Regions from separate parts of the Homo sapiens genome. Here region 2 is linked to region 1. Evidence: chromatin loops called from intact Hi-C (ENCODE). Cell type or tissue: heart left ventricle. All regions are shown on one strand. Links, peaks and the distances in the headings refer to the core of each region. The heading gives the core; the rest is flanking DNA.

Region 1 (4,395 bases), core at 181-4,180:
AGGCCGGGCGCAGTGGCTCACGCCTGTAATCCCAGGCGTGTAATCCCACTTTGGGAGGCCGAGGCAGGTGGATCACGAGGTCAAGAGATCGAAACCATCCTATCCAACATGGTGAAACCCCGTCTCTACTGAAAACACAAAAATTAGGGGACTGCTGGTGCATGCCTGTAAGTCCCAGCTACTCGGGAGGCTGAGGCAGAAGAATCACTTGAACCCGGGAGGTGGAGGTTGCAGTGAGCTGAGATAGCACCACTGCACTCCAGCCTGGCGACAGAGCAAGACTCCATCTCAAAAAAAAAAAAAAAACGAAGAAGTAGCCGTAGTCCCTGCCCTCAAATTCCTTAGTCTCTTTGGAAAGTGCTAAATAAACTCCTATATAAACCATAGCAGCACACTTGGAAAACAAAAACACAGGAGAGATGTAACACAAACAGAAAGTTCGGGAAGTTTTAGAACTCTGGGGAAGAGGGAATGCATCTCTGCACTCTCAGAAGGCTAAGGAATTAAGAGTTTGGATCAAGTTTAGTCAGATCTCCATGGAGCACGCAACTGACATCTGCAATGCACATCTGATGCCCCTGGCTTCCTTGGAATCAGTTTACCTATACTTACATAGATGGGACAGAAAAATATAATTACAGCGTCTGAATCTCCAAAAAGTTCTATCCCCACAGAACATATTATCTGCATATCATAAAACTGCTTTGTAAACAGAAAGGCCTGCACACAATTGCTGTAAATTCTGTAATGGCGCGATTATGTCTTGACCATTTTGTTGTTTTTGTTGTTCCCAGGACTTAGCAAAATGCCTAGTACTTGGGAAGGTGCCAGATTAACAAGGTCAAATGATTTAATTGTCTTTAAAATGGTAAAAATAAACTATACTTGAACTTTAAAACCACAAAATATATGAAACTAGTTACATTTCTAGGGTTACTTGATTTTGTTAATTTCTAAAAAGAAAGGAAAAACTGCACAAGGGCTGGGCGCAGTGGCTCACGCCTGTAATCCCAGCACTTTGGGAGGCCGAGGTAGGTGGATCATTTGAGGTCAGGAGTTGGAGACCAGCCTGGCCAACATGGTGAAACCGTGTCTCTACTTAAAATACAAAAATTAGCCGGGTGTGGTAGTGGGCACCTTTAATCCCAGCTGCTTGGGAGGCTGAGGCAGAAGAATTGCCTGAACCAGGGAGGCGGAAGTTGCAGTGAGCCGAGATCGTGCCACTGTACCCCAGCCTGGGCAATGAAGTGAGACTGTCTAAAACAAAAAAAAAAAAACTGCACAAGAAATTTTGCTGAAGTGAAATTTCTTTGTACAGGAACATGACTTAGAGAAGGCATCTGTATACTCTAAGGCCCTTAGAGTATTAGCTCTGTGGAATTTCAATAACTCCATGTACTGAGAAGAGAAGCAGCAGGTACCAGGAACTATATTATAGCTTCCATTTCATAGACAGGAAGACTAAAGTTTAAAGAGCTTAAAGAGCTTGTCCAAGGACCTACAGCAACTGAAAGCCAAACTGCTTCCAAGCCCACACTCTTAATGCTCACACTAGATTGCTTTACCCAAAATCTTATCACAAACACACCCTTACCAATACCTTGAACTATAGAATTTATTCCAAGAATGGCCTTAAAGAAGCCCTTTGTAGGAATTATAATTCTCCTATCCTTGTCTTAGGTAGGATTCTGTTCAGCTGAGAGTGATATCAAATCCAAAATAATAGGGCTTAACTCACATAAATGAAGCCTAGAGGTGGACAGTGCAGGGCTGGTAGCACAGCTTCAGAAAAGTACACAGGATCCTTCCATCTTGCCGTCTACCATCCTCACAGCACAAGACAGCTGCTGAACTCCAGGCATCATATCCATAGTCCATTAGCAGGAAGTAAGAAGACAATAAAATGACAGTACCTGGAAATCACACATTTATATCCAGTATGTGACCATGCCTAGCTGCAAGGAAGACTGAGAAATACAGCCTTTATTCTAGGTGGCCATACGTCCAGCTAAAAACTGGAATTCTATTTTTAAGGGATGAAGATACTAGAGTAATATCTAGTATCTCTGTGACAGGCATATGATTAACTTGTAAGTAGCTATGAGGACAATGTGGCTACAAAGCTTGACACCATCCATCAACAGGATTGATATTACTGTACATAATCATCATTCTGTTCCTAATAGCTTGTTCTCCTGTTTAGAGCAAAAAGTTCTTTCTGAATGAAATCAAAAGTTTGTGTTTTTTTAAGTTTCATCTTCCACTGTATTTGGAACAATGCCCATTAGATTTCATAAGAAGCACTTGTTTGCCTGCAGCATGCACATCCATCCAAGCTCGTATCAAGAGCTCATGATGTACCAGGCACATGCCTGGCACTGCGCACCACCAGGAACAAAATAGGGCCTGCCCCTCCTGGAGCTTCAGTCACACCCACATTACACAACAAGCATGCTACAAAGGATAGTCCAGGGGCCATACGGGCACAGGCTAGGGTCCTAGATTCATTCCTCTGGAGTGGTCTGAGAGGGGTCCCCCAAGGCGAGGTATTTACACCGAACCCTGGATGATCAAGTGGCTTCACTAGACCCAGAGTCACCAACCAAGTTCATCTGGAAAGACTTCTCAAACTGGGTTCCCATGCAATAAAGTGTATGCATTTTTTTCTTCCACCAACAGTCTTCACACTTACAAGAACTTCCAAGTCCTCTCCCCTCAAACAGGCCTCTGAGATAACAGATGTCACCTCTATTCTGTAAGCTGAGACAAGCAGGAGGAGCCCCATAATCAGACACAAGCACACAGACCATGACACACACCCTGGCTTAGGACACGGATGCGGTCTGCCATTCCCATTAAGCGTAATACTTGGACAAGGGAAAGCATTTGCATAAAGCCACAGAGAGAGAGAAACGATATCAGAACTGACAGCTTCACAGTGGGTGGTTTGATTCATAGGCTGCTCAGTGACATAAATTTAAAAGCCCAGGCCCTCAAGCAACATTTTAGCTTGGGTTCCTTTCCCCTTAATTACAAAATAAACTAAAGCAAAGAAGGTCTCTGCTCTCCTGAGGCTCCCCCTGAAACGCAGGGAGCCTGCTGTTTCCGATTCAATACAATCTCCATTGCACCAGATCAATAGACCCTTTGGCTTGTGATGTCGCCTTCCTCCACCACAGGTTCAGGGGGATGGGGAGAGAGCTGGGTCTCCCTCCCAGGGGTCTCAGGCTTTTTTTTCCCCTTTTCATCTACAAAAAAAATAAAAGCAGAGGGATTCTGAGTTGGCACAAGGATACTCAGACATGGGCAGGCAGCTGCATGAAACAGGCCATAGGAAGGGTCCTTTAGTCAGAGACAGAAATCTACCCAATACAGAGCTACTCAAAGTGTGGTCCCCAGACTGGCAGCACCAGCATCACATGGAAGCCTATTACAAATGCAGAGTCTCAGGGCCCCCGCCAGACCTACTGAGTCGGAATCTGCCTTTTAACAAGATTCTCCAGGCGATTCACAAGCACAGTGAAGTTTGAGAAATATCGTGCTAGAGAGCTACCAAACAGAAAAGGTACAAGCAGAAACAAGTTCTATAGTTAGGCAATCGCTATTGATCTGGTTTGGAAGGAGCCCTTGATTAAAATGACCAGAAAGCTAAGTTTCTAACTAGCTTCCATTCGCTGGCTTAACACAGTAAAACAGACCAAACACACGTGTGGGACATTAGCAACATGTTGGTGTGCGCATGGTGATGGTCACTGTGGAGAAGGTGTTAAAATTCAAATTCACTGATTCAATGGGCTATGGCGAGGCCCAGGAACCTGTATGGGTGAATCAGCACCACAAGTGATTCTGAGGCAGACAGTCCCAAAACACACTATAATAAACTCCACACAGTTTATTAATTACAGTATGAAATCAAGAGGAAATGGTGCTTATGTTAGAAGTGCACTCACAGCCAGTTGAAGGAGAGACCTCAGGACTACCAAGGTGAAGCTGGGCAAGAAGTAAACCTTCTCTGCTCCTAAATATATTACACATACACACACACACACATGCATGTGTTAAGTTTTATAGCAAGGGGCCAGGAACATGTGATTCCCAGATGGTGATGGGGTGTTTATAAGTGGCTTACTTGGAATAGACCTATTCCTAATGAGAACGGGAGGGTGTCTCATCCACAGCTGGTGTAGTTAATTGGTGGGAATGTTTTGGGTCCTGTGGTTCATGCGTTGCAGAGTTCTGTTTAGTCTAAGACAAATGACAACACTTATTCCATTGTACATTCCACCTGAAGGTAAATAGTCAAATCGACATTAACTCCTAGTGGTCCAGGTGAGACAGGTTCTTATAGAGATGGATGAAACTTCTATTTAGAGTTGGCCAAGACTTCAGAAAGCC
Region 2 (4,395 bases), core at 303-4,302, 270 kb before region 1:
AATTTGCATAATGAAAATGAAGAAAATCACCCATGATAATGCCACTTTGAACTGTTGATGTTCCTTAACTTACGATGGAGTTACATCTTAAAAGTCAAAACTAAAAATCATCCAGGTGTGGTGGCTCATGCCTGTAATCCCAGCACTTTGGGAGGCCATGGCAGGAGTTCAAGACCAGCCTGGCCAACATGGTGAAACCCCGTCTCTACTAAAAATACAAAAAAAAATTAGCTGGGCCTGATGGCGCATGCCATCAGGAGGCTGAGGCATAAGAATCGCTTGAACTCAGAAAGCAGAGGTTGTAGTGAGCCAAGATTGTACCACTGCACTCCCGCCTGGGTGATGGAGTGAGACTCTGTCTCAAAAAAAAAAAAAAAAAAAAAAAAAAAAAAAAACCAAAAAAAAACAAACAAAAAAAAAACCTAGGCAGGTTAAAGATGGATATGGTTTGGATTTTTTAATATGGTTCTAAAAACAACGTGGGACAGTTCATGTGAAGAACAGAGTTTTAAGAGCAAGTGGGTAGAGCTTCCCCCACTGGGGCTAGGGAATATGCATCCCTTTTTGCAGAGAGTTTCAGAGATACAAGATTCAGTGGCTTTTCTAGCCAGTCACAGAATAAACCATTCTTCCTTCTGCATCCAACCTTCCTGTGGGGGGAGATAAATGATTCCAGAGTCTTAGGAAGCAAAGTTTCTAGAAATAAATAATACCCCAGGTTAGGGTAAGAATAGTAGGCAGTGTCCTCAACATCCACATGTACTTGTGAGGGAAGCCCCCAAGAAGGAACAGTGACTTGCGATCCAGAGCCCATTACAGAAAGACTATGTCGGTATGGCGTGATCTAGTAGCAGAACAATTAAAATTCTCAAGAAGCCCAGGATCTATCTAAGTCCTAATTTATTTCAAGCTTTTGAAATTTAGTGTTTGCATTTGCTTTGTCTTGAGACCTCACACGTCAAGTATTTTAGCTTAACAAAGAATAATGTACTTGGAGGTAAGAGGCCAAGTTCAAGCTCCCAAACTACTATTTAGTAGCTAATAACCCTTAGGCAAGTCACTTACTTTCTGGAGCGCTTACGGTGGGAGGGCTACCCTTCCTGTCCCATGTCATCCTAATTTTTTCTAATCTCTTCTTCACACAGCAGCCAACTCCCATGATCATGTCTCTAAGGTACAAACAGAAGGAAAAACAAACAAACAAACAAAAAAAACCCTTAATCTTGTGGATTCTCCACCCTCCTCTTAAATCATCTCAAAATCAAAGTCTTTTTTTTTTTTTTTTTTGGTGATGAAAGTACCTAAAAATCTACTCTCTTGGCAAATGTCCAGTATGTGACACACTATTATTAGCCATAGTTAATACTAAAAAAATGAAAAAAGGTAACTATAACATGATGGATATGTTAATTTGCTTGACTGTAGTAATCACTTCATTACACATATGTACAGGTGTTCCTTAACTTACGATGGAGTTACATCTTAAACCCATTTTAAGTCAAAAATGCATTTAATATTTCTAACCTACTGAACATTGTAGCTTATCCTAGCCTCCCTTAAATATGTTCAGAACACTTTCATCAGCTGCAGTTGTGCAAAATCATTAAACGCAATAATAAAATTTTGAATATCTCATGTAATTTAATACTGTACTGAATGTGAAAAATAGAAGGATTATGTGGATACCGAAAGTGCAGTTTCTATTAAATATGTATCTCTTTCACTGTAAAAGTGAAAGATCATAAGTCAAACCATCATAAATTGGAGATCATCTGTATAGCAAAATATGCTGTACATCTTAAGTATAAACAATAGAAAATAAAAATATTTTTTAAAAACAAAGTCCAACCTGAAGCCTCCAAGAGTCAGCATAGCCTGCCCTTGCCCATGCTTCCAGGCTTAACGCATGATAGTCTGCACCCCACTCACGTGCACCAGCAGCCCATCAGTTGTACCAGGTTTTCTCCTACCACAGGACCTTTGCACATGCCTTTCCCTCTCCTCTCTTCCTCCCCACTTAAATCCTGCCCTTTGGATTGGTGCTCTACACCTGTTCCTCAGGGGACCTCCCTCTCCCTGCCAGGTTTTCTTTCCTTCTCTCAGTAGTGGGATTCCTAGCATCCTTCTCCTTCACCAGACTGTCAACTTCCTAGGGACAGCTTCCATTTCTAGTCTTGCCCACCACTATATTGGCAGCCCCAGGCCGTGTGCTGAGCATGGAGACATTCGCAATCATTATTTGACCAATAAACAAATGAATGAGCCATTGAATGTACAGTGCCAAGCATACTGCATGGTACGTAGAAAATAACGCGGAAGTGTTAAGCATTGCTAGAGATTCAAAGAAGCAAAAGATGATTCCTGCAATAAAGTGGCTTTAGTCTTTGAAGAGTATTTCAAATGCATGCCATACTCTTTAGTTTATCGCTGATGTAGAATTATTTTTAAATGCTGTCTAGGAAATTGGAGGCATTTGAGAAGATCTGTCATAATTTATTTAGAATGTTGATTATGGACAAGCCAACTAATGATTACTGTTATAGGAAAACAAAAGAAAAAATAGCCCATTCTATCAACATTCACTGGTAGTTTTATATTCATACTGGCACCAGGCTCTTTTAAACTGAGTTGTTTGTTTTGAACCACTAAAACCATGGTTTAATATCAACAGCATTTTCTTCCAAGGATCCTATCACAATCAATTTAATGAAAGTTTTTCCACATGGTCTGTAAACTGCAAGATGAACTAGTTGGCTATGCAGGAGCCAAAATTAATTTTGATCAAGTGATACACATCATAATTTTATTTCTTTGGATAGAAAACAAAACAAAAAAAAAGAACAAAAAAGATGCCAAACCACTCTTTGTAGGTTACACTAAAATTCTGAAACACAAATCCACAAGACCCAGGAAATTCTGTTTACAGTGAATCAACTTTAGCTTTGATTTTTCCTGGCATTCATTGGTTTGTTACCTGACTTTTGTGTTTAAGGAATTTTCATAGTCTTGTAATAAGAGGAACAAATAAAGTATAGGACATTAAGTCCAATAGCATTTTTCAAAATTTGCTTTCTAAGATTCAGGCGCTTCAAAAAATGTGTGATGTTGCTTGTTTTCTTGCTGCTCAGAGATTTCTCTGACTCTGAGACATGACTGACATTACTTTTGTCTTAACTGTACTATTTTTTTATGCCATTCCATCCCAGGGGCCTTAGACGTTGCCTATAGGACATTTGTAGGGCAAACACATTGAGACAACTTAGTAAGAAATGAATTGACAGAAGAAAATCAATTTCCGGTAGGTTAGTGAAGATCCACAACTAGTGTTTTTCTCCATCCTGCTTGTTAAACATACCATTCCCAAGGTGAGTTCCTGGGAAAGGTCAGTAGACTCAGCTGACTTGGTTCTCAGGGTAAAGCGCACGTGCCCTTGCCATGGCATGCACCATGAACGTTCTCCTTTGGCAAGTATCCTTCTCACTGGAACATCACCTTCCACCTCCGGGCCCCACCTCTCCCTCTTGTTGATGACTGCCCCTTTTCACTACACCCTCACATCTTGGCATCCTACAGTCACCGGTGAACACCTCGGCCTCCTTTGCTTTACAGCCCAGGTCAGGTAACAGCACTGCCGGCTGTGCTGCTCGGTGGTTAGAACACGCATTTCGAAGCCAGGCAGACCTGGGTCACATCCCCATTTCTACTTTCATAAGCTGCACAACTTTTAGGAAGCTGCTCAGCTTCTGAGGTGGTAGAGATAACACCACCTACCTCACCAGTGACATCCTTATTCTGAAGACGGGATGAAATCATGTGTGTGAAGCATTTATTGCACTGCCCGACACAGAACAAAAACCCATGTGTGGCGTTCAGTGTCATATCCTTGAAATGGCTCCTCCCATAGACATGACTGCAATATAAACTGCTTTTCATGGGTTTTCTTATGTGACTTATTTGGAGTATGGTTTTTACTGAAATTTGGCAGCTGGACTTTTTAGGAGCCCAAACCTAGGCTAGTATTTCCCGAAAAAGATAGCGTTTACTGAGTGTGCTATGAGCCAGGCGCTCTTCTAAGCTCTTTACAAGGAATCTTCACAACCCTGTTTATAGATGAGGCACAGGAAGAGGCTAGAAAATTTGTCTAAGTGTGACAGTTATAACAACAGCTGACATTGGGCACTGTGCCAAGAGCTTTACTTTAATTACATCATTCAGGTATCACCTATGAAGCATGTACTTAAATATTCCTCATATTCTATCGAGGGCACTGAGGCACACAGAGATGGAGTAATTTACCCAAAGTCACACATCTGATAAATGGCAGAGCACGGACTTAGACCCCCATGTGTCTCACCCTGGAGCCCCAGTGATGCCCACTCTCACCCAGTGTTACTG

What was found. Peaks named below come from ENCODE experiments on the same cell type or tissue, not always from the same donor. Only the 100,000 strongest peaks of a DNase experiment are listed, where the experiment ranks them.
Region 2: it touches region 1 in a loop (2.0-fold over the local background); 1 of 110 quality-filtered maps calls a loop at or near these places.

The regions. Positions count from the first base shown.
Region 1 is chr3:73,142,501-73,146,895 of GRCh38, reverse strand. All of the region lies in intron 2 of LOC107986098 (a long non-coding RNA gene), which reads right to left. Among named protein-coding and RNA genes, the nearest start is that of EBLN2, 83 kb to the right of the region's middle. In heart left ventricle, for the core only: no CTCF peak of the experiment used is centred there; a DNase peak (open chromatin) is centred at 2,422; H3K27ac peaks cover 201 bases.
Region 2 is chr3:73,412,877-73,417,271 of GRCh38, reverse strand. The region is part of intron 3 of PDZRN3 (PDZ domain containing ring finger 3); the gene reads left to right. Among named protein-coding and RNA genes, the nearest start is that of PDZRN3-AS1, 210 kb to the left of the region's middle. In heart left ventricle, for the core only: no CTCF peak of the experiment used is centred there; no DNase peak of the experiment used is centred there.